6 separate regions of the Mus musculus genome follow, and regions 1, 2, 3, 4 and 6 are each linked to region 5. A link is a loop called in an ENCODE intact Hi-C map of the cell type or tissue named here. Cell type or tissue: left cerebral cortex. All regions are shown on one strand. Region 1 has its middle 26 kb from the start of 4930425L21Rik. Region 2 overlaps Grin2b (glutamate receptor, ionotropic, NMDA2B (epsilon 2)). Region 3 has its middle 74 kb from the start of Emp1. Region 4 has its middle 22 kb from the start of Gm26105. Region 5 holds the start of Grin2b (glutamate receptor, ionotropic, NMDA2B (epsilon 2)). Region 6 has its middle 39 kb from the start of Gm26105.

Region 1 (4,000 bases), 540 kb before region 5:
TGGCTGGTCAACTCAGCTGTTCTGTCTCAAATTCTTCACCAAGGTGACTGATTCAATCTTTCTTTTCTTGGCTTCTGACTGAATTGTTCTTCTTGGCTTCAAACTAACTCTGGCAATCTGTTCTAAGCTGCTGGCTCCTTCTCACTCTCTGGCTCATTCTGTCTTCACCTGTGTATAGCTTGTTCTATCTTTGCAACCTGTCTCTCTACAACTGTTCAAGTAAAACTTCCCCTCTTCTTTTTTTGCACTGCTCCTTAAGTATCTTCCCTTTCCTCTCCCTTCTCGTGAAAGTTGAGCAGATCCTATTCTGTCAAATCTTTCTCTGATTCATCACGTTGTCTGCCACTCACCCAAGCATCACTTTCAAACATGGGTGCTTCCATCAACAAACCAACTTTACCCTCATTGTTTAGGATTAAAGGTGTGTGTTAAGGGAGTCTCTGTATTCTAGCCAGAGGGATTAAAGCTGTGTGCTAAAGGTGAGCCACATACCATAACTAGAAGCAGGGTTTTTCTAGTCAACTACATAATCGCAGGGCTCACAGTGTGATCAAATATCCTGTAACAGTATATGTGCAGCGAGACCAGGCTCTCCTCCTCCAATCAATAGATAAGGAAAATAAACTAATCATGGCTGTGGAAGAAACTTGAGTATATGGTAAGAAGAAAGATAAGGCTGTGCCTATTTATAAGGAGGGAATCAGCTAGTGTTAGAGATGGGTTATGGTAGAACTAAGATGTCCTGGAATTTCAGGAGAGGGTTTATTAAAGATTTGGAAGCATGTTGGAGATGCTAACATGCTGCTGTGTGGGTTGTCCATAAACAGAAAAGAAGGTAAGATATAATACAAGGAATTTCAAGTCAAATTTCATTTTGGTCACTACTTGGCTTTGAGGAATGGATGGAATATACATATATGTATCTACCCATCCTTTCACTGATTCATTCAATAAGGATATGTTCATCTACCTATCTCTGATCCATGGCACCTTCTTAGCACTGGGGATACAATAAAACAATTTAGAAGACTGGAGAAATACATAGGAGTAGAACATTCTAAGTCATTATTATAAATAGGAAGATGGTGATTGGATATCCGTGGGATGCCCCTGGGGAATACATTTTGAATTTGTCACTCAATGGCTATGCATCTTAGAGAAGATGAAAAGCCCTGTCCTTTATGCCCCTCTGGCCTCTTTTTCATTGATTTGAAGTTCAGTTGAAATGATGTACTGAAGAGTCCGTGAGGTCAGTTTTATGTGATACAAATGTAAATTTCACTTAATTGTCAATTAATCTATCATACTTATGCTATCATAGCAGGTCAGACCCTCTTCATAATTCTGTTATAGTAACAGTGACACAAACTTTATCACCAGACTTTTTTTTCTTTTTTGAAACACAGGACCATTGTGAAGGTCAGGCTTGCCCACTACTCACTACAGAGCTCTCATTGACTTGAAGTTCACTTTGTAGTCCAGGCTAGCCTCAAACTCACAGAAATCCTCATATCTCAGCCTCTCATGAGCCACTATGCCTACTAGTTCTGACTTTCCTGATATAGCTTCTTTGTGATCTTTATCTTTTAGCGCTTTCTGTCCCTGTGGTAGCGTCTCTTGCTTGTGTTTGCTTCAGAATCCTGGGGCAGGCTAATAAAAACCAACCCCGCCTTTGGGAAGGAGAATGCTCATTAACAAAGGCTTTCGAAGGGAGCTTAAAAGAGAGGCCACAGTAGAACACTGGGTCGGGGTGTGGATGGGGGCAGAGCAGAGAAGGAGAGCAAAGGGAGATACAAAACCAAGAAGAGAAGTCATTGAAAGCAAGAGGGGGAAAGAAGGACAGATGCCCTCAGCTCTCCAGCGTGTGGGAAGAGGAGAAGGTGCCTCCCTATTCATACAGCTTATCTTCTCGATCTGCAGTGTTTTTGTGGATGTCTGAATAGAGAGCAGTGTGTGTGTGTGTGTGTGTGTGTGTGTGTGTGTGTGTGTGTGTGTGTGTGTGTGTGTTAGTAACAGTCATCTATTTATAGGCCCTAAATTATATGCCATGGAAGCCTCTCTGAGACAAGATGTGTTATTTGGCTGCCAGAAGGAGAAGCTAACGGGATAAGAAGCTTCTCCATTTCTTTCTTCCCTTCCGTCACCCTCTCCCATCCAGCAGGTCCTACGGTTAGTAGCAACTGCCTACTCTAGGGTTTACAATGAAACTCTAATGAAGGAGAAAAGAGAACTCTGCAGCTCTGACTCCAGGAAGCTGTGTCTCCACCGTGACCCCAAACCTATCATCTTTCAGCTGTGTGGAGAAAGCTAAGATCTTTTCTAGGTCCCCTGTATTACCAAGAGGATATTGAGGTCAACGGGATGTTCCCACCTTAGGCTCCCCGGGACCTCGAAACAGAAGAACAGAACAGTCATCTTGTACAGCCTAGTTCACCCTCTCTCTCAATCAGCGTACATACCAAGCCATCATTCCTATTTCCAGTTCCAACTGGTATTGCTCACCTTGGGAGCCATGGCGATTCATTTCACTCTCCTTCTGGCCATCATTGCAAAGCGCCAGCTCATCTTCACATGACCTCCACATGATCTTCAGGTATGGGGCGTTCTGTGTTCTATTCTAAGCTCAGTTCATATGAAAGGGTGCTTCACAAAAAGTTAGCTTTGGATCAGACCTCTCTCTGCCTGTGACCAACACTCATACAGGGCACTCAATCTTAATGCTTCAGTTCCTTCATCAATAGAATGGATAGTTTTCTTACTTTGATCATTTGAGACAGGATGTCAGATCACCCACACTGGCCTCGAACTCACTACCTAGCAGAGGATGACCCTGAACACTAGGGTTCACCTATCCCTTACTGACCTGCTTTGCTTACATAGAACTGGGATGACAGGACTACTTGGCTTAGAATGGAATTAGGGATAGAATATTCTTTATAAGACTATTAAGAGAGATTGAATGAGTTAATGTCGGCAAATCACTTAACAAATGTGAGAGTGATCGGCCTTGCATGGTTTATTATTATCATCACCACTATCATCATTGTGCTAACGCCTTAGTGGGTGAGAAAAGCTGTCAATCCCAGAGCTCTGGTTATGAACAGGAAAAGAGCAGGTACTGTGCTTCTTCTTTTTTCATTGAAAAAGAAATTTATACAATATACTCTGATTTCCCCTCCCCGAACTCATCACAGATCCTTCCTACCTCCCCACACATCCAAACCCACACCCTTTTCCTTACCCCTCTCATTAGAAAACAAACAGAACTCTAAAAATATAGAAAAACCAATAAAAGAATAATAATAATAAAGTAAAAGCAGACCTAAATAGGACAAAACAAATGTACAGGAAAAAAAGAGAAACAAACAACATCCCCAAAGCCCAGAAACACATAAACATGCAGAGAAACACACAGAAGTCCCATAAAGACGCAAAATTGAAACCCATAATATATGAGCAAAAGACCTTATAGGGAAGATGAGGAGAAGGAAGAGGAGGAAGAAGAGGAGGAAGGGGAGGGAGGAGGGAGAGGAGGAAGAGGGGAAAGGAGAAGGGGGAGAAGGAGCCCAGACAAAGCATTGTGAGACAAAAAGAACAACAAAGGCCGGGTGGTAGTGGTGCACGCCTTTAATCCTAGCACTTGAGAGGCAGAGACATGTGGATTTCTGAGTTCGAGGCCAGCCTGGTCTACAGAGTGAGTTCCAGGATAGCCAGGGCTATACAGAGAAACCCTGTCTCGAAAACAAAACAAAACAAAACAAAACAAAACAAAACAAAACAAAACAAAACAAAACAAAACAAGACAAAAACAAAAAAAAAAAACAACAACAACCCTCCAAAAATACCATTGAGTCTCAGAGTTTGCTTGGGGTTGGCCATGTACTGCTGGGCATGAGACCTGCCACTTACGTGGGTTGGTTTTTTTTTTTTTTTTTTCCCCTTTGTGCAGTTGTCAGTTAGAGATAGCTTCTAGGTTAGGTATAGGGGCTTGTGTCTACTT
Region 2 (4,000 bases), 270 kb before region 5:
TTCCTGCATGATTCATATAATACCAGCACCAAATGGCTAGCATAGCATGAGGCTCAGATCACATCAGGCAGGAGGACCAGAGCACCAGCCAGGGAAGGGAAGTGTAAAGAGCTAGGGGCATTAAAGAATGGTCACAGGCCCTAAGCTACTAAATCCATGAGTCTATACTGGTCTGAGAGTGTAGTGTGGTTGCTATCTGTCTTTCAACCATCTGTGACTTCCAGTGAAAACCTTGGGTGTGTGTGGATATAAAATCCAGAAACGCTTATAATGCCAAATGCATAATTCTGCTTGCAGAGCCTGCCATTAAGTCGTGTGTAAAATAAGAATTCGACTGTCTGCCTGTGTAAGATATTTTTCTATCAAACCTCAAGAAGCCAGATGAATATTAGAATATGCTACACAAGAAATGCCTGGCTGGTTCCAAAAGGAGAGCAAGCACTGTAAAGCAATTAATAAATGCTATTTACGAGCGGTGATTAGCTCTTTTCTTGTGTTGCGTTATTGGTGAGGGGATGTAGGAAAACTCATATAGCCACTCTGTTGGAATCTCGATTTGAAAGGGAACAAGAACCCTAGATTCCCACCCCTTCTACTCATTCCACAAAGCCTAAATCTTACAAACGTAAGGATCAGATGCAAAACTTCTGCTTGTGAGGGAGACGCCTGGGTACGTGGAAGTCTGGCTAAAACCAATGGCAACGATCACCTAATGATGCCCCTGTGGTAAGTGCGCCTGGTGGCTCTGCCCTGGTTCTCTCCTACAAATCACAGGGAACTAACAAGAACAACGCAGCACTTTTTTTTCCTTTGTCTTCTTATTTCTTTGGCGAAACATAGCATCTCCCCCCAAGTCTTTAATCAGACAGTTGGCACTCGTCTGTTCTGCAAATGCAATATTCCTTAATTGTGTTTCTTAATACAATTACAGAGCTGTGCTTTGGCCGCGCTGGCTCACAGAACCGTGCCAAGATCGAGCCCAGTCAGAGCCACAAAAGTTTAAATGCCACACGTTACAGAAGTGCCTACCAGCCCCTGCCACCGTAGGATCAGAACCAATGAAACTAACTGCTCAAAAGGCAGAGGCAGCAGGGAGAGGTAGAAGGTGGACATCTCACTCTCTGCACTGTGGTACTCACCCACTGCTCCTCACTCTAAATACTATTTTCTCTTTCTTGCATTTCAGTCTACAATTCCATTAAATATAATAACAGCGTAGAAATACAAAGAACATCTTTTTTTTTTTTCAGCACGAAAAAACTTTCATTTTAAAGCCCACTGTGTGCTCCAAAAATTTAGCAATGCATCAATTTCTCATCGGGGCCAGGGCACACATGGTACTGGAAGCTTTAAAGTTCAGTGTCTTTTCTCTGTATATGGGTTGAACTAAAGACTCCTTAAAGCCAACCCATTCCGATGCTTCTGTTGCCAACCATGCTGATAGAAACTCATCTCTCTGCATAAAATAGACCCACAAATGTCAGCTGAAGGAACGGGATGCACGAGAGAATCAGGATTTCTTCTCATGCGATAAATGTTCACAGCTTGTACCCTTTCCAGAATTTGAGGTTCCCAACACCAGCAACAATTACAGTTTTTGGATTGACCTTCAGGAGGGAAGCAAAGGAAGGGATTCTTTCATGAACACCAGGTTTAAAATCCATTTAAAATGTCATTCTACCCTGTTCTGTTCATCTGGGCCACACAAATGACAGCAGAGTGGTTCTAAGCCCCTGGCTGCTGGAATCAACCTCCAAGCCCTGATACACATCGTTTCTGACTGAGCCTGTACCCCTTTCTGGTCCTTCGGAGTTAGAATTTGCGTTAGGTCAGGCCCGGGTTCTGGACAGACTCTCATCAGTTTTCCTGAACTCTTCCATGCAATTGGCAACAAGAAACTGAGGATTCAAAACACAGGGAGGGGAAAACGGCAAAGACAGCAGGCAAGGAAGCCAGCTTGTCAACACTTCCCCGAGGCTGTTGACTCATTACCAGGTGATAACATTTTGAAAGACTCCTCTAGCTGGAAAACTAAGAACGCTAGCTGCTGATCACAGCAAATCTCCCTTGCTTAGTGTACAGTAATGCCACCGCTCCCTCAACCACCAGCACCCCACATTATCCTACTAAGAGTTGTGGGTTGCAAATCCCCCGCCAACTGCCCCTTCCCACTTTGTAGCATACAGTAGGCATCGGCCCATTATCATGACTACGAGGACAGATCTGCTAAAAGCTGATCCCCTAGAGTCCACTCAAAACATCCCAGTATTCCACTTGCCCCTTGCGGGTTAGTTTGGGGACTGGGCAGAACCGGGGAAGGAAACGCTTCCCTAAGGATTGTGCCGCCGCTAGAGGCCGCTCTGAGCCAGATTCTCGCCTAAATCTGCTCTGAAGGGAAATCGCATCAGAGGGAAGAGGCAGCACTGAGTAGCACCGGGAGTCATGGCAACACCATGGCTCCTATTTTTAAACTTGTGGGTGAGTGAGCACACCAAGTGTGCGTGTATGTGCGTGGGGGGAGGGATTGGGGCGCATCTCAGAGGAATATCCTCCCATATGCTTTTGAGTTTTCAGGGGTGAATAATCTGTGTCCAGAAGGTCATCGAATTAAATTGGAACTTGGGATGGAAGAATGTGTTCTTTCCTTAACTTCACTACCTTGGTCTCAATCACAAAAGATCCTTTAGGTCCTAAAGGCACACCTAAATTCCTGATAGCTCCAGCCAGCGTCCTCTTTAATGCTGATCTTTGTTCCTTCCGCGTGCTTTGCCAGCCTCTTGGGTGATTCACTTTGTGTTGCTAGAAGAGTAAGAAGTCTAAGACTGCAAATTAAAGGGATCTTTTTGCGGATGCCCCACTCCTCCTGAGGCCAATCAAAGTGCATGCTGGGTAGCATTTGCATCGTCCAGAACCTTGAACAAGCCTCAGTATAGAAAAAAGGGTGCAGACACCCACTGCCTATGTTATCAATTAAACCAAGTGCAAATGGCATCTAAAATGCAGAAAACTGGCCCAGGTTGGTTCAGCCCGTTTCTTCCCCAGCAGCACTCCCCCACCTCTGTTTCCTTCTGGTCTGCTCTCCGGCAGTGTGTATGCTTTGAACAAGTCCAAACTTATCTAACCTGTCAAAAATGAACGGTGGCCCTGGAGAACATCTGTAAATCAAGACAGAGGTCAAGGTCTTGCTTTTGTCTTAACACATGTCCAACGACAATATTTTCAATGTTCCTCTGACCTTTCTGAGTGCCAACAGACTCTAGAACAGAATGTTTGCCTCCTCCTCTATAGGAGGAATTGCATCGGCCACCTCTATGTAAATGCCAAATGCCGGGACCACGTAGCCATAAAGGCATCTCTTATAGGAGGATTTAATTGAAGACTGTCTGAGAGACCAAGGATTTTTGAAGTAGACAATGCCAGCCAATCAGGAACTGTTGTTTAGAAAAACTGCTCTCTTGGAACCAGTGGAGCATAGGTGGAGGGTATTAAAGGAGCTTGCAGCCGTGCTCAGACGAGTTTGCCACTGCACTTCTTACCTGCTCCCAGAGTCTGTGTCATTTACTCTGTGCCACCTCACCTCCAACCCCAAGGACGGGGAGGGTCAGCAGCCAGTAGTCCAGGGCACAGGCAACACTCTTTCATCACAAGATTCTCAGGTGTGGAGTGATTGGGTATGCTTTTCCATGTATGAGATAAAGAACTTGGGAGCATACAGCCAGAGTAAGAAAGAAACATCATCCTTTCTTGTGTGAAAAGAAAGGGGCCCAGAGCATCATAGCAAAGTGAACCTAGATACAAAGTGGTGTCCCCTGGGATCAATGTAGATGTCTTTAAAACACATTTATTGGATGTTGCCCTCAGGCTCCCTCTGGGTTTCTCATGGTCGAGCAGAGGCTAGTGCACATATGTGTGCAGTGCGTCTTTATTTGTGTATGTATGTATATTTATTTGTATGTGTGTGCACCTGTGTTCATTTGTGTGAGTATATGTTTGTGCATGT
Region 3 (4,000 bases), 740 kb before region 5:
GCTCACCCCTTCTGGCTCTGTTGGTTTTGTGGTATGATCCCCTGCTGTGATGTCCACTGATGTGGCCCGTGGGACTGGAAGCTGAGCATTGCTGGACTGAAAACCTCCAGCGGACAGCTTCCTCCACTTTAAATGCAGGCACACTCTCCTGACCAAGGCTGTAAAGTTTGCTATCAGGTAGGTCTTCTGTATTTTCTGGAGATATCTTCCCCCCCCACACACAAATTTTGGCAAATAGGTCTGTAGCTAGCTTATACTCCCCCCACCCCCCCCCCGCATAGAATTACTTCCAGAATTGTGAACAGATTTCAAAAAAAAAAAAAAAATCCTGATTGTGAAGCTCCATTTAGTTCACAAAAAATGTCATTGCCCTGCAATGTTTACTGGGGCCACTTTATCCACAGTCATGTTGTTTAGGAACTGACCCAATTTAAGAGATTTCAAAACCTCGCTTGCCCTAAGCAGAGGAAACTTTTGAAGATGACAGATAAGCTTATTGTCTCAAGGGCAGTGATGGCTTATGGGTTTCTATCTATATGTGTCAGCACCTGTCACATTATACATTTTAAACATATGTGGTTCATTATATGTCAATTACATCTTAATAAAGCTGCAGAACAAACCTCACCGGACCCCACATCTCTCCCTCTTCGTCTACTTGAAGTTAACCATGTTGTTGTCTTCAGACGACAGACATTTTACGAAGCAGACAGTACTGAGAGAATAAAAACACAGTCCACAGATTCTCACAATCTTGAATCAGTGATGTCTTTTTTAATAACCAGGGCTCAGAGGTATATAAATAGATAGAACTGGAATTCAGATGAGGAGAGGCAGAGGAAAGGAAATGTAGAATCTTGGAATATTTGCATGATGTGGGGATAGAACAAAATGATAAAGAAACAGCTTAAGGGGTCAGAAAGTGAGTTGGTTAGTTTTGGTGAGTTGGTTAGTTTTGGTGAGTTGGTTAGTTTTGGTCAACTTGACATAAACTCGAGTCACCTGGAAAGTAGTTAACCTCAATTAAGGAATCCATCAGATTGGCCTGTGGGGACATTGTCTTGGTTGATGATTGGTTTAGGAGGGCCCAGCCCACTATGGGCGGTGCCACCACAGGCAGGTGGTCCTAGGCTATATAGGAAAACCAGGCTGAGCGAGCCACAGGGGAGCAAGCCAGTAAACAATGTTGCTCCATGACCTCGGCTTCAGTTCCCAGCTTCTCTTGAGGATGGACCTCACCTGTAAGTTGAAATAAACCCATTCCTCAAGTTCCTCTTGGACACGATATTTATTACAGGAGTAGCAAGCAAATGAGGACAGAGTGTAAAAATACATTTTTAATCTAAAGCAAACACGTTGTTGCTCAAGTAACCATTCTGTGGCTCTACTCAGTAAAATGAACAGTGAATCTGCTGGGGGCTTTGAAGTCAGATGAACAGCTGACTGCTGGCCCCATTGCTGATTACATCTGTGCGCTTAGGTAACATCCTCAGCTGAGCTTCAACTTTCTGCTTCCGTAAAAAGACACAGGGAGAGGGAAATTATCTCTCGTGGGTGTTGTGAGGATCAGACAGGATAAGATAAACCCAGAGCTTTGTCTAGAATCTTACACACAACAGGTCATGTTTCTCCCTACTTTAGCTTTCCTTTTAAAATGTTTTATTCAGGGCTGAAGAGATGGGAGATTTTGTTGTCGTCGTTGTTGTTTTCTCAGTGATGTGCTCGGCGTGCAAGCATGAAGACCTGAGTTTAACCCTCAGCACCCACACAAATGCTGGGCCCAGTGGTGATTGCCTATAAACCCAAGGCTAGGCAGGCTGAGAAAGGAGGCTCCCTGGGGTTCTCTGACCAGCGAGTCTAGCACAATAGACAATAGCAGAATAGATTCAGTGAGAGACCTTGCCTCAAGGTGGAGAGCTATTAAGGAAGACACCTGAAGTTGACTTTTGGTACAAGTATGTATACACACACACACACACACACACATACACACACACACACACACACACACACACACAGAGAGAGAGAGAGAGAGAGAGAGAGAGAGAGAGAGAGAGAGAGAGAGAGAACCACACAACATTTTTTTTCTATATGTATATATCTTCTGGAATTTCATCCAGTCCAGTGAGATATTTTAGTATACTTACATTTCCCTTCTAATTGTAGAAGTTATCCATTCTAGTATTCTTGAAAGGATTGAGAATATGAATCAACATGGTGGAAAGCCTCCCTTCTGTATGCGTTCTTGAGAGGAATGAATATCCTAACACACGAGAGCTCGTCCTAACCTGAGAAACCCGGTGTAGGCAGAAGCGTAGGAACAAAGAGGTGGGAAGAGAAGTACTGTGCACATTTTCTCATCACCTTCTCCCCTTTGTCCCTCTGGTTCCTTTTGAACATTTGTTTCAGGATATCATTGTCTCTGTTTTACACAGCATGAGAGAGGCATGCATGGTAATGAATCCTTTAGATTGCCAGGTTTAAGAATGCTACCTTAGGGTGCAGAGGAGGGTTAGAGGCACTAGATGACCCAGAGAACCTTCTACAGTTCTTCTGTTTCCTTCTTAAGGGCAGACCCAGGGCTTCTAGTCTTATTCTTGAATTATATTTCTTCCCAGTCGTCAGACACAGTGGAATTAGCCAGTCATCCTTGGAGGTTCCTCTCTGTGCTCCCCCTCCCCCCCGGAACCTCATAGTCCTCCTCTTCCTATTCCTCCTTCTCTTCCTTTGGCTGGGTCTTCAATGTATCCAGGTAGGATCAAACTATTATTGATTTTCTTGATTTTGCCTCCTGGGTACTTAGATTACAACCATGTGCCACCATGTGCCACCATGCCCAACCCTGCCAAATAATTTCTGGTTCCCTCTGAAGCACCTTTACACACAAGGCATTTTTTTTTTTGTCTGACAATCACTTCACTGCCTGTGCCAAAGAACCTGTACTGACTAGTTTTATGTCAATTTGACATAAGCTAAAGTCAGCAGAGAAGACGGAGTCTCAGTTGAGAAAATGCATAAGGTCTGGCTGTAGGGAAGATTTTAACTTAGAGACCCATGGGAGAAAGAACAGCCCATTGTGGCTGATGCCATACCTGGGATGACTGGCCTGGTTTTTATAAGAAAGCAGGATGAGTAAGCCATGATGAACAAGCCAGTAAGCAGCACCCCTCCCCCATCATAGTCTCTGCATCCATTCTTGCATCCAAGTTCCTGCATCCAAGTTTCTGCCCTCTGTGAGTTCCTGCACTCACTGCTCTTGCTGATGAACTATCGCATGAACTGTGAGCACAATAAATCCTTCCTTCCCCAAATTACTTTTGGTCATGGTGTTTCATCACAGCAATAGTAACCCTAAATAAGACAAGTTGCTACTAGGAGGAGGATATTGCTGTGGCAGGCCTGACTATGCTGTTGGTTGGTAGGATGAGGATTTTGGACTAGAAAAGCAGTTGTATGCTTAGACCAGGGCTTAATGGGCCATGCCAGGAGGAGTGTTGAAAGCAGTGGCATTGAGAGCAACATAGATTATGATGCCCTGGCTCAAGAGGTTTCAGAGAAGAATGTTGGTAGGCAGCCTAGAGAATATTCTTGTGATAATTTGGCCGAGAATGTACTGCGTTCTCCCTTTGTCTAAAAAAATCTGCTCAAGGCTACATTGAAGTGTTTTTGGCATTGGCAGAGGAGATTTCAAGACAATCTAGTATTGACTCTGCTGTGTGATTGTTAGTGGTCACTCTTACCCAGATCTATAATGAAAAGGATCAAGCTGAACAATGCAAAATGCAAAATGTTCAGTATGAGGAAGAAAGGTCACTGGGAAGTAGAATGGAGATGAATCCAGTGCCCAGAGAGTTAAAAAGTATAAAGAAAAGACTATTTCATACCAAATGGAATAAAAGGAGTGGTGACTTCAGGGCAAGACTCAGTCTAGCTACGTTGCCAACTTGTGAAAATGAATTTAAGAAAAGCTTAAAGAGTGAAGGAAACTGTCGGCAACAGA
Region 4 (4,000 bases), 130 kb after region 5:
CTTTCATACATGTACATATAACATATTTTGGCCATATTCACCCTCCCCATTACTGTCACCTGTCCCCTCTCACAGGTACAGATCACCTACCTACCTCTCCCCAACCCGCCTTCCATCTACTATCAAAGCTTATCTATGAACCACTGAGTTTAATTCGATTTACATACAGGCACATGGGTGATGGGTTGTTAACAGGACAAAGGACAGCTATCAGAGGCTGCACAGCTAAAGGACTTGCCTCCCCCCCCCCTTCCCCCCCTCCAGCAACCATTAATGGCCTTTACATCCTCAGGGAGACTGCTGCCACAATGTCATTTTTCATCCTCAGTACTGTCTCAATTCTGGCTATACTTTTGTACCTGAGACCTCATCTGTCTTGTTGCACGGAATTCAGTGCTCCCTGAAGGCTAAAACCGTGCCTCCTTCCTCAGAGAAAAATCAACCCTTGCCTTACGCTGACCTGTGCCTCTCTTCTGCCAGAGTGTCTAGGAAGTTTTTTTGTTCTTTTTTTTTTTTTTTAACTGATTTTACTTGTGGTGATTGGAATGGGAAATGTCTCCTGCAGGCTTGGGGATCTGAATACTCAGAACCCAGTTGGTGGCACTGTTTAGGGAGGTTTGGGTAGTGCAACCTTGCTGGAGCAAGTGTGTTAGTGGAAGTGGGCTTTGACAGCGTATTGTCTCACACCGTTTCTGGATTACTCTCTCTGCCTCCGCTTGCAGTTGGGGATGTGGGCTCTTAGCTTCCCTCTCCTGACACTATGTCTGCCCCTTACTAGCATGCTTCCCTAGCATGGCCGGCTCTCATCCCTCTGGAACCAGAATCCAAAGTAAAACCCTTCTTCCATAAGTTGGCTTTGATCCTGGTATTTTATCCCAGTGACCCTCTGTGATTTGTCTGTCCCAACAGCAGTGCGCATCTTTGATAGGGTATGGGAGAGGTGGGTGGGGGGCATTGTTAGAGTCTCCGGTATGAAGACACATGTGTACTCCATGCTATAGAAAGGGATCTCCAGGCACATGTTCTGAGTAACGTGTTTACATTGTTGATGATTTATTTGTTCTGGGAACACGCACGAGTACAGCCCAGATGCTCCTAGGAGAGCACAAGATTAATACCAGCTAATGCTGCTAGAAAATGGCCCTTGAATGAAACCTGTGGGGAGAATTCTGGGAGTTTTTGAGAAACTGACTCACCCTGCTTTGAGTCAAGTCATTATGGTGACTATTCATCTCAGAGATCACTCAGCCAACTCCATTCTTCTCTCCAAAATGACCACATCTGACCTGTGCTTTTACCCACTGAATGGTCTCCTCTGCTCTTATCTGTCCCCGTGTCTTAAGAGGTCACTCAGAGTCCATAGTACAAACTCAAGCAAGCCACTGGGTGAGCAAGGACAAGGCCACTCAGAAAAGAACTAATACACAGAAGTCCTGAAGCTAGGGAGTCTCTGAGGTTGGTTTTCCTGGCCTTCCACTCCTGTGTGTCATGTGTGCATGTGTTCGAGCATATTTGTGTGCCTCTGTGTGTGCACATGTGTGTGCATTCATGTGTGTTTGGTCCCAGTTTGACCCTGGTTTGGGCCTTGAGGACAAACCCTAGCCTGGCTTGAGTTTTGAGACCTGTCTCAGTCAGTTCTGTATTGGGGTGACTCAGCAAGACCTGTTTGGCCCTGCCTCTGCCCTGCCTTTGCTGATGCAGAGCTTTGCCATTGGCCCTGTCAGTCACTCCATACCCTCTGTCACCCTTCCCCACCTCCTACATCATCTTACCCCACCAAAAATCCCCCTTCCTATGCTCCAAACTTATATAATCGAGAGGCTGATGCCATAAAGTTGGGTTCCTGCTTTGACAGACTCCCGGCCTGGGTGTGTTTCTTTGGGGCCATCACCATTAACCTCCAGAGAGACCCCAAAGAGTGCAGAACAGGGACCAGTATGGGAGAGACCCCAATGGGTCCAGAACAGGGACCGGGACCAGGACCTAGACCTCTCTCCTCTCAGCTGGACCTGTGTGTGAATGCAGGCACATGGGAGGGAGGCACTGTATGTGTATGGATGTCAGAGGACAAGGGAAATGTCAGCCTTCATCTTCCTCCTTGTTTGAGGCAGGTATCTTCGTGGGTTTTCTGCTGCGTACAGCAGACTGGCTGGCCCATGCACTTCTGGAGTCTCCTTTCCCTGCTTCCTATCTCCTTTTAGGGGCACTGGATTACAAGTTCTTCCTCTGTGCATCAGGCTCTTATGTGTGTTCTGGGGATTGAAACTCAGCCTCGCCTCAGCCTCCACTTGTTTGGGTTTTGTTTTGCTTTGCTTTGCTTTGCTTAGGTGGTCTCGGGCTGTATCCCCCTCATTGCAGGTAAGTTACTTCCTCCACTAACACACTCCCATTGAGCTTCTCCATTCGCACTTCCTCGCCCTAATAAGCAATGAGATGAAGACTGGAGCTTATCACGCTCGCTTTAACTTATCTGGATCCCTTAAACACCTTTTTACATATTGAGTTCAACCTGATGAGCCATCCTGGTACCCACTGAGCTCTTCAAGAGGAGAATAAAGAAGGATTCAGATGAAAAGTGGCCAGGACCAGGAAGTGTGTGCCACGTGAAGCCACAGGTAACCATCAGAGAGAATGAAGACTATACATAGAAAACGGGATCAAAAGAGAGCCAGAAGAGAGTGTTTCCCACTGTGTAAGTGCGGAGGCCCGAAAGGGTGGCCCCTACAATATAAGCGGCATTTTTAAATTACTGTCTACCTCGAGATAGCCTGCAGCAGCCAAACAGACAAAAGGAAATGACAGGAAAGAAAAGTGGGGAGAAAATTAAGATTTATGAAGTGTCTAATATATCCCAGCAACCACACTGATTGCTTTCTGCCCTCTCTTTCTTCTGGCCCTACTACAAGCACAAAAGTGTTAAGCAGTTTGCACTCAAGGTGGTGGCTATTGCAAAATTCAAACACCAGCCTGTTTCTTCATGCCAGGGAATCCTGAGGCTACTACAAGGGCTTATGTCAGAGTTGGGTAGCTGAAGTCTGGGAGAGAGTGGAGCCTGAGGTAACCACCTCAGAACCAGCCCAACCCCATGTTAGAGTAGTTTGGCTGGCTCTATGTGTGGTCCTATGTGGACCTGCATGGAGGGGGCTGGGGATGTGTATGCATGTATGTGTGCATGTGTGTGTGCATGCATTTGTGCACATGTGTGCATGCATGTGTGTGCATGTGTATGTGTCATGAAACTACAGAGTAGGTCTTGAAAGGCAAGGAAGAGATCTGAAGGGAGGCAGGAGAGATGTAGTAATGGAATGTGGGTGACCAGAAAGCAGAAAAGAGAATGATTTGGGGGACGTTACAGGGGACATTAAAGGAAGGGAAGAATTAAAACAGAGCATAATAATGAGCGCATCTGGGGAAAAAATGCCATCGTGAAAGTCACCACTTCATACGCCAACTTTAAAAATTAAGTGTAAAAAAAAAAATAAAAATGGGGATGTGTTCAAAAAAAGAGATACTTATGTAAGTCAAGATGGGTGTGGTCATAATCCTTTGATCTCAGCCAAGTCAACTAACTAGCTCTGGGCTGTTGGTAATGGGGTAGGGGGTAACACAAATAACAATTCCATGAAGACAGTTTGATGCCGGAAGTAAGAAATCTGGATCCATATTATATAATCTAAAAGTGCCCCCACCACCTACCCCCACCCTACGCATGAGAGAAGGAAAGGAGGAAAAAAAAACTCACAGAAATCACACAGTCAAGGCAAATGCAGTGAAAAGGCTCATTGGTTACTGTGGCAACCGACTCTTCCTTGCTCTGGCTGCTTATCCCACGATCCCTCTGTCACCCTATTTTTAGACTGGAGACAACGAGTGAAAATGGCTTTAATTTTTTTTTCTTTTCTATGTGATTAAGACATGCATAACCTTTGGGGAAAGACTCAGAAGACAGAACTTGGGAGTAGGGGCCAGGCCCCTGGTTCTGATTCTGAGGACCTGTGTC
Region 5 (4,000 bases):
TGGTTTGTAGAAGCCAAAGCTCTAGGCGGACAGATTAAGGGAGAGCGCATGTTGGGAATATCCAGAGTCCTCTTCTCGCTTGCATATCCACATAAGAAAGACGGAGGATAAAGGGACAGAAGAACATTTAAAATCCAGTGGAGTGTGAATTTGGTTTTAATCTTGTGTCTTGAAGAGATGTAAATTCAAAGGAAAAAATGTAATGTGAAAGGGAATCTCAGGGTGTGGAGAGCGGCTCACAATGCAGAATCCAGAGCCATTATTCCATGTGCATGTGAGGTTAGTAGCCCGAATATATAGATTTAAGGAGTCTCCGGCAATTAAGGGTTGGGTTCTCTTTTCTTTTTTCTTTTCTCTTTTTCTTTTTAATTTTTTGGAGCTTTAGTAGAGGAGTCTCTGTGTGGAGAAGCTGGGGGCAGGCTCTGTCCCTCCGTGGAGCGTGGTCATTCCCAAAGCGTCCCCTTCCTAAGGGGAAAAAACGAGGAGGTCAGGGTTTGATTCGAGTGTCTCCCGGAGGGTTAGCAAAATGCATGCCGGAAAAAAAAATATAGATATCTCTATACCAAGTCGTTATAAGGAAAGGGGGAGGAAACCCTGCATTTCCCACAGAGTACACACCAGAGGAATTGAAAACAGCTGGCACCAATCTATAAATAATTCCGAAAAGGTCTGCCTATGCCGTTCCTGGGACAGGCATGGATGAAAGGTGAGAAAAGCCAACCTGAATGGAAGAGAGGGAAGAGGGAAGTGGAAAGCAAGGAGGAAGGCAGGGAGAGGAGGCTCCACACAGCAGTTCACACTCACACACACGCGCGCGCGCGCGCATGCACGCACACCATCCCCACTTAACTCGCCAGTGAGTGCGGCCCCCAGCCCCATCTGCAATGCTGCTGACACGTCTGGCTCGCTCTCCTCATCTCCTCCAGCAGCGGAGCCTCCTCCCACCCCGGGCTCGTGCTCAATGGGTTCTGATTGTGCACCGGCCGCACACTGGGCATTTCTTGGATGGGGCACACTGACACGCGCGTACACACGCCCCCGACGCGCACGCGCCCCCGCGCGCACTCACACTCACCCCCGCGCACACTCACGCCGCCGGCGCGCTGATGTGCAGCGCACCGGGCTGCACCTGCAGCCAGAGGATTGGACTGGAGGGTCGCAGCGCGTGGCTCCCGCCTCTGGCACCGCTGCCCAGCCTCTCCCCTAGAAGGGATTAACCACCTCAGAAAGACCAAAGGCAGTCCTGTCCCCTTCCCCCTCCCCAAAAATATCCTTTTGTTTAAAAGGAAAAATAAAAAACCATCCAAAATAGCAAGTGCCCGGTGCTGCTGGATTGGAAAGCTGTACCCAATACCAGGTTGGTTAGCAGTGCCAAGGCTTCGAGCCTTTATCTGCCTGATTTCTCCAAACCCTCAAAATTGAGACTCCAAAGCGGGCATTTACGTACCGGTTCTGCACCTCCGAGGTGGCAGTCTCCGGAGAGGGGTGGCGGGTGTCGAGGGTTTGAGACGTTTTCTTTCCTGCAAAGCAGGATAAATGGATCAGTCTCCTGGGTTGGGAAGTTCACTACGACTCTTTGCAGAGCAGAAGGAAATGTATTCGGATGCCAGCTCCGCTGGATGCCGGGGATAGAAAGGCAGCTTGACCCGAGAAGCGCTTCTCCATAGAGCCAAGCCCCGAGATTTCCTAGAGGTGAAGGAACCCAAGGAAGTGGTGCTGGAAAGGGGGTGGGGGAGGACCTTCCTTTCTCAAAAAGGGGGGGGGGGAGTGGAGAGGCAAGAGAGCCCAGATTCCAGTTGGTGGTGATGGGAGCCGGGGGAGGGGAAGCGGGCGGGGGCAAGTCAAGCGTTCGGCAGCAGGAGAGGAAGAGCAGGGGAGGAGGGGGAGAGTAAGAAAAATGGGTATTAATCACCGGCGACGCGGGGAGGGCGGGGACATCAAAGGTCCTGGTCTTGATTTGGGTCTCACACCCAGGAACGTGCCACTCAAGCGCGCGCTCGCGCGCGCACACCACACACACACACACACACACACACACACACACACACACCCTACCTCTCACACAGGAGGTTCAGGAGGAGAAACCCAAGAGGCAGGGTGTGTGTGCACGCGCGTCCTCTTGCTCTCCACCCCCCACCCCTCCCCACTCCCAAACCCCCTCCATCACCCCCTCACTCCCACTGCTAAGACTCTTGGCTGAGGCTGCTTCTCACGTCATGAGCTGGGGGAAGTGGGGTAGCCAGGGGGTGGGAAAAGCTTAACCCGAGGCCGTGGTGCCTCCTCCTGGCAGCAAGAAGGAATAGCAGCGAGATGGGGCGGCTTAAGGGAGAGGGGAAACAGTGGCCACCTTGGACCACCGCGCAGGGCTGTGCACCTCAACCCGAAGGCCATGCTGCAGACTGACACTGAAACCACTCCCCTGGTTCCATTCAGCAGTCTCTGCTTAGTACCTGCTTTCCGGGTGCAGAGTGCAACTTGATGACAGGATTCTTGTCTTCAGGGAGCTTGAGATCTGTCTTCAGTGCAGGAAATTGACAGTTAAACAATAGGGAAGCAGGTAAATGTAATTAAAAGGCTGAATTGTACAGCAGTGTGTGTGTGTGTGTGTGTGTGTGTGTGTGTGTGTGTGTGTGTATGTGTGTATGTGTGTGTATGTGTGTATATGTGTGTGTGTATGTGTGTGTGTATGTGTGTGTGTATGTGTGTGTATATGTGTGTATGTGTGTGTATGTGTGTGTGTATATGTGTGTATGTGTGTATATGTGTGTGTGTGTGAGTGTGTGTGATATTTTCCGGCTGCTGGGAAAGATTTGAGGACTTTGGGGTTCTTTTTTAAGTGGATTGCGTTATTTAAAGATCTCAAGCAAAAATGATAGACAAACGAATGTTTCCCATATGAAATGATTTTACAGCACTGACTAACCCAGCTTCTCTAAAACGGAAAATAGCAGCCATTTCTCTCCCTCTTGAGCTGTTTTATGTTTTGGGAGTCCTTGTGATCACTTGTAGTATTATCTATTCTTCAATATTAATATCCTTGTAGATACATCCTTGTTATTCTCACCCATTGTCTCTGTTACAGTGGAGGTGAACTTTTATGGCAGTAAAACAACGGGCTTCTCACTCACCAACCTGGGAGAATGTGACCGGAACACACAGGGATCGGTCCCATTCCAAGCAGCCTGGAACTCCGGTCTACGGGCCAATGCGCACTGGCCTCTAGTCCAGTCAGCACCAGGAACACCTCAGGCGGGTTCTCCACAGCAGTGTTTTTTCCCGTTCCCTGAACTTTGTCAGGCTAATTCTTGGCATCTAATGTTTTCACGACACACAGAGGAGAACACAAATATCGCGTATTCAAAAGCAATACCGTGTGCCTCTCTGTGACCATTCCCATTCTTTCCCGAGACAAAGTGAGGTTGCGCATCTACTCCTTTGGGAAAGTGTGGAATGTGGTCACTGCTCTCTGCTGGATGCACACAATGGCCGACTGGACCCAATCATGTGCATGTTCTAGTGACTGGAACAAAGGCAGATGCCCTAAGCCAGGACACAGTGAAGCACGCTGCCCTTGCTCTTACAGTAATGTTTTCTTTTTTTCTTTTGAAATGAGATCTACACCCACTTAGGCACCCTTGTGGGTTGACTGGTAACCTACTATTCTAAATATGGCTATCTTTTACGTTTCACCTCGTGGGCCACCCTTCCCTCCCGATGCCCTTTTCCAAAACTTGCATACTACTCTTATTTGTTTTCATTTCTCCTGTTGCCCAAACCTAACATTTCCATTTCAGTCTATCCACTTTCCCTAGCAGAGAGCAAAGAAGGAACACACATCTCCTCTGCCCGTGGCGCAGTCCACGGTGCTCTCCTTTGGGAGTCTAATTCCAGGTCGTTTTCATCATCCAAGCCTGAATTGATTTCTGTAAGCATTTCAAGGATTTGATAGTGAGAGGTGGCATCTGGCCATCTCACTCTCCGAGTCTACCTGTTCTGTGTA
Region 6 (4,000 bases), 69 kb after region 5:
ATACACACACATACCTGCATTCATGCATATGCAAACACACACACACATACACAAAGGAACACATGTAAAAACACACACACAAGTTCACATCCACACATGTGCATGCACACACAGACACTAGCACATATGCATAGACACACACATGCACACACACACACACACACACACACACACACACACACACACATCCCTTGCAGAGTCTTAGCCATCACAGCACGTGCTGCTTCTCTGAATCCCAGCTCCTTAATCACATTCCCCTTTTCTGGAAATCTCCTAAGCCCCACCTTTGGTTGCTTAAATCCTGGCACAAGGAGAGTCTCGAAGTGCTTGGACTCTCCTGTCCTTCATGCATGCCTTCACTTACTTCATTTGCTTGTAAATAACAGGATGCAGCTTTCACCTGTGCTGACTTGATAAGCAGCCAGGCAACCCACCAGGAGGAGCAGGATCCCAGACATAGCACTCCTGGGGTTTCTGTGCCTCTGGTCCTCCCTCTATAACCCCAGTCCACAGCAGGACTACTACATGGGCTTTTGACATCTTTTTCATTCACAGATCTGGCTTAGATAGAAACCAGCATTCTTTGCTCTAGATTCAATCGACGTGAAGGAATACCTAACCCAGCTTGAGCTAGAATCAGGCTTTGGTTGAATCTCAGGTATTCAGAGAACAATGTTGTATAGCAGGGAGGCTGCTAATGGACACCTAACTGGGTGCAGAGGATGCCAGTTCTCAGAGAGTGGGTCCTGAGCTGAGCAGACACTGAAAACCCTGATTGATTGCCATACCCCGTTTCAATGTAGTCTGTGGACTCGGGAGAGGATGATCATCACTAGAGTTGAGAAAAGTGCTGGCATAGGGGCTGAGGTGCAGTTTTACCTACACATGTGTCCGATGGCTTCCAACTGAGTAAGACAAAAAAAATAGTTACACACAACAGAATCTAGCTTTGCCTGGCCACCTACATACAGGGAAACTGAGTCACTATCTCTTTTAAATGTGTTCTACTTCTCATTCCTGTCACCTCAGGAGATTCCTTGGGAAGGAGATGTGACCAGTGATAAGGTCCTGCAATAGAGGAGTTACTGTGTGCCTGCCTTCCTTGGAGAGGGTCAGAAAAGCTGGCAGGGAGTGGCACAGAGGGGGGATGGGCCTTGGCAAAGTATGAAGAGCTGAGTTTACATCCTCTTTACATACCGGGGTTCCTCTCCTAATGCATCAGAGATCAAATAATTAAAACCCCTATTGCATTCAGGATTGTAGCCGTCTTTAGACTAAAGCAATGACCTGAGACCAACGAGTGAAGCTCCCCTTCGAAAGGCCCTGTCTTAAAGCAATTCTGAGCTGCCTCTTCTGTGGTACTCTCTTTGTGACTAAGAAGAAGACACCGATGCAGAAGCCTGTCTGTGGGAAAACTTTAAATAAAGAGAAGCCTTATCTCCTAGGAAACCAATTCCCTCCTCCTCATTCTCTGTGCAAAAAGATGGCCAGCTTTCCCCTCTCCCGTCCTCAACCCCATTTCCATTTCCTTCTTCAAGCCCTTTACAATCCAACAAAGCAAGCTTTCTAGGGGAATATATGCTTTTTGACGCTGGATAGTATCCAGTCAGGGTCCAACACGACTTCGAAATGCATAATCCGTTTGAAAAGGTTTTGGGGATGTAGGAAAACAGACAGCTGCAGAGTCATCTTCTAGATCTGACAAGGAGTCAGGGCTGTGAATAGGGAGACAGCTGGAGCCTCTGCGACACTGTTTTCCACTGGGTGGAATTTAGAAAATGTGTCTCTATTACTAAGCATCTGGTTCCTTGTATCACTTATAAGCAATTTCAGCAATGTCATGACCTCAAGGCACAGTGCCCTACGGAAGCTTTCATGTACCCATGTGTTCCATAGGGATTGAACCAAACACTAGGTGGGGCATGCGGGAGATAAAAGCAAAGAGGAAAACATTTAAGGAGGTCCCAGTGTAGGAGAGGAGGCAGACACATGGATGGATAGTGTGTCCACTAAAGAGGCGAAGGAAATGTTCAATGATTTCCCAAGAGTCAGGATTGCTGGGGTGATGGGGGACCCACACAGAGAGGATCTGAAGTATAGATGGAAGGCTGGGAAGACTGCTTATTCAGTTAAGGGCTTACCTTGAGAGCCAAAGAACTGAGTTTGACTTCCAAAACCCCTGTAAAAATCCTGCCATGCTAGCAAGAAATGGTAGTCCCAGTTCTCCAGAGGCAGAGACAGGTTCCTGAGACTCAGTTGCCAGCCAACCAATCATATCGGGTGAGTTCAAGCCAATGAGAGACCATGTCTCAAACAAACAAAGTGGATAGCACCTGAAGAAAGATACCTGAGATTGTCCTCTGGTCTTAATATGTACACACACACACACACACACACACACACACACACACACACACACACCACTGTAAGTATTTCAAGAGGGCATTGATGGAATCAAGTGGACTTCCACACATGGATAAAAGTCCATGAAAAGATATAGAATGTGGTGTCACTGCTCTTATTATAGTTGAACATGGAATGTCCCTCATGGGCATGTTTGAACACTAAGTCCCCACGTGGTGATGTCCTTTTAGGAAGATGTAGAGCCTTTAGGAGGTGGGGCCTTGCTGGAAGAAATGGATCAATCAAGGCAAGCCTTAAAGTTTAACAGCTTAATTCTTGTTAGCTCTCTTCTTCCTGACTGCGGAACCAATGTGACTAGCCTTTGCCAATCCTTAGTCATGATTCCCCACTACAATGTACTGACCATGTTGTCTTGAACATAAATCAAAATAAGCCCCTCCCACTTCTGGTGCTTATTACCCATATTTGATCACAGCAACAAGTAGTTAAGAGTCCTTCAACAAGGCCAGTGCATACATCTAAAAGCCCAGCACTGGAGAGTCTTGGGCAAGGAGATCACAAGTCCATCCTGAAACACAGAATAAGAACTAACCTTATAATCAACCATCCCACCAAAAATAGACCAGCACTGATGAAAAGAGGAGAACGGACTGGTGACTGGGGAGGCAGGAAGCTCCCGTTTTGTGAAGGACATGACCTGTCTATTCCCCAGAACTATGGATTTTTTTTAAAGACTTCATTTTTATTTCTCTGATGGTGGATCATTCACTCAGATGTCTACAAAGGCCAGAAGCAGGCACTCAATCCCCATAAAGTTGCATTTATAGGTGGTTGTAAGGTACCTGATATGGGTGCTGGGAATTGAACCTGGGTCCTCTGAAAGAGTAGCCAGTGCTCTCACTGAGCCACCTCTCCATCCCCAGCTGTTTTTTGTTTTTTTTGTTTTTTTTTCCTGAATGTCAGATTACCGCGGTCCTCAGAGCTGTGTTATCCTCCATGTTCTCTGCTGGGTTGCCTTAGTTTAAAACCTGGGACTGGGTTTCCCAGATTTTGAATTTGTTACTTTACAGTCTGACATCCACCAATTCGGGATCCAGATTCCAACAGCAGGAAGAAGTCAGTGGCCATGCGTACTCTTATGCAGAGGTTAGCAAGCATGTGAGCTTGGACCAGTATCAGGTTGTTCTCATTTAGCTGTGTATGAAGCACCCACGTTGATGCGACCAACAGCTAAGGGTACCATAGTGATTTTTTTCCAAAGTCTTAACCTGAGCCACAGCTGCTGCTTCCTGTGTTCTCAGAAAGCCACTTTCAAGATCTTGAGCTCCTGGCAAACTTCAGCTTTTTCTGACCTTCAGTCTTCCACAGGCTATGGCAAGTTCACACATGTTCTCAAAGAGGTGCGCACTTTCTGAGGTATCATAAAAAACATTTGATAACACTAGGTCCATAGCTGTCTAAAATACTTTCCTGGTTTCTGTTTTCCCTAATCTAGACTCTGGCTGGGGACATTTTAGAACTGGACCCTGTGGCTTGTAAAAAAAGAGGGGGGAGAGAGAGAGAGAGAGAGAGGATTTAATAACACAATGGAGAGACGATGAAGCTCGTGGCTAAGATGGTGGCAATAAGAGTGTTG

What was found. Peaks named below come from ENCODE experiments on the same cell type or tissue, not always from the same donor. Only the 100,000 strongest peaks of a DNase experiment are listed, where the experiment ranks them.
Region 1: a loop joins it to region 5, with 2.4 times the contacts of the local background. A loop is called at or near these places in 2 of 42 quality-filtered maps.
Region 2: it touches region 5 in a loop (7-fold over the local background); 7 of 42 quality-filtered maps call a loop at or near these places.
Region 3: it touches region 5 in a loop (5-fold over the local background); 6 of 42 quality-filtered maps call a loop at or near these places.
Region 4: a loop joins it to region 5, with 8 times the contacts of the local background. A loop is called at or near these places in 5 of 42 quality-filtered maps.
Region 6: it touches region 5 in a loop (4-fold over the local background); 5 of 42 quality-filtered maps call a loop at or near these places.

Annotation. Positions count from the first base shown.
Region 1 is chr6:135,630,827-135,634,826 of GRCm38, forward strand. No RefSeq gene overlaps it. Among named protein-coding and RNA genes, the nearest start is that of 4930425L21Rik, 26 kb to the right of the region's middle. In left cerebral cortex, no CTCF peak of the experiment used is centred here; a DNase peak (open chromatin) is centred at 2,044; H3K27ac peaks cover 471 bases.
Region 2 is chr6:135,905,347-135,909,346 of GRCm38, forward strand. The region is part of intron 5 of Grin2b (glutamate receptor, ionotropic, NMDA2B (epsilon 2)); the gene reads right to left. Among named protein-coding and RNA genes, the nearest start is that of Gm14330, 55 kb to the left of the region's middle. In left cerebral cortex, a CTCF peak has its summit at 2,359; DNase peaks (open chromatin) are centred at 296, 1,010, 1,544, 1,991 and 4 more places; H3K27ac peaks cover 4,000 bases.
Region 3 is chr6:135,435,024-135,439,023 of GRCm38, forward strand. No RefSeq gene overlaps it. Among named protein-coding and RNA genes, the nearest start is that of Emp1, 74 kb to the left of the region's middle. In left cerebral cortex, no CTCF peak of the experiment used is centred here; DNase peaks (open chromatin) are centred at 1,554, 1,740 and 3,156; H3K27ac peaks cover 541 bases.
Region 4 is chr6:136,300,733-136,304,732 of GRCm38, forward strand. No RefSeq gene overlaps it. Among named protein-coding and RNA genes, the nearest start is that of Gm26105, 22 kb to the left of the region's middle. In left cerebral cortex, no CTCF peak of the experiment used is centred here; DNase peaks (open chromatin) are centred at 3,309 and 3,800; H3K27ac peaks cover 1,167 bases.
Region 5 is chr6:136,171,418-136,175,417 of GRCm38, forward strand. It overlaps Grin2b (glutamate receptor, ionotropic, NMDA2B (epsilon 2)), which reads right to left and starts at 2,128. Exons shown (of 15, transcript NM_001363750.1): 1 at 2,056-2,128; 2 at 1,448-1,520; 3 at 1-465. Gm26653 (a long non-coding RNA gene) reads left to right here and starts at 1,611. Exons shown (of 3, transcript XR_378074.4): 1 at 1,611-1,692; 2 at 2,437-2,557; 3 at 3,083-4,000. In left cerebral cortex, a CTCF peak has its summit at 2,287 (motif pointing left); DNase peaks (open chromatin) are centred at 201, 917, 1,556, 1,849 and 3 more places; H3K4me3 peaks cover 2,569 bases; H3K27ac peaks cover 2,557 bases.
Region 6 is chr6:136,240,195-136,244,194 of GRCm38, forward strand. No RefSeq gene overlaps it. Among named protein-coding and RNA genes, the nearest start is that of Gm26105, 39 kb to the right of the region's middle. In left cerebral cortex, a CTCF peak has its summit at 1,910; DNase peaks (open chromatin) are centred at 477, 591, 1,495 and 1,660; H3K27ac peaks cover 2,335 bases.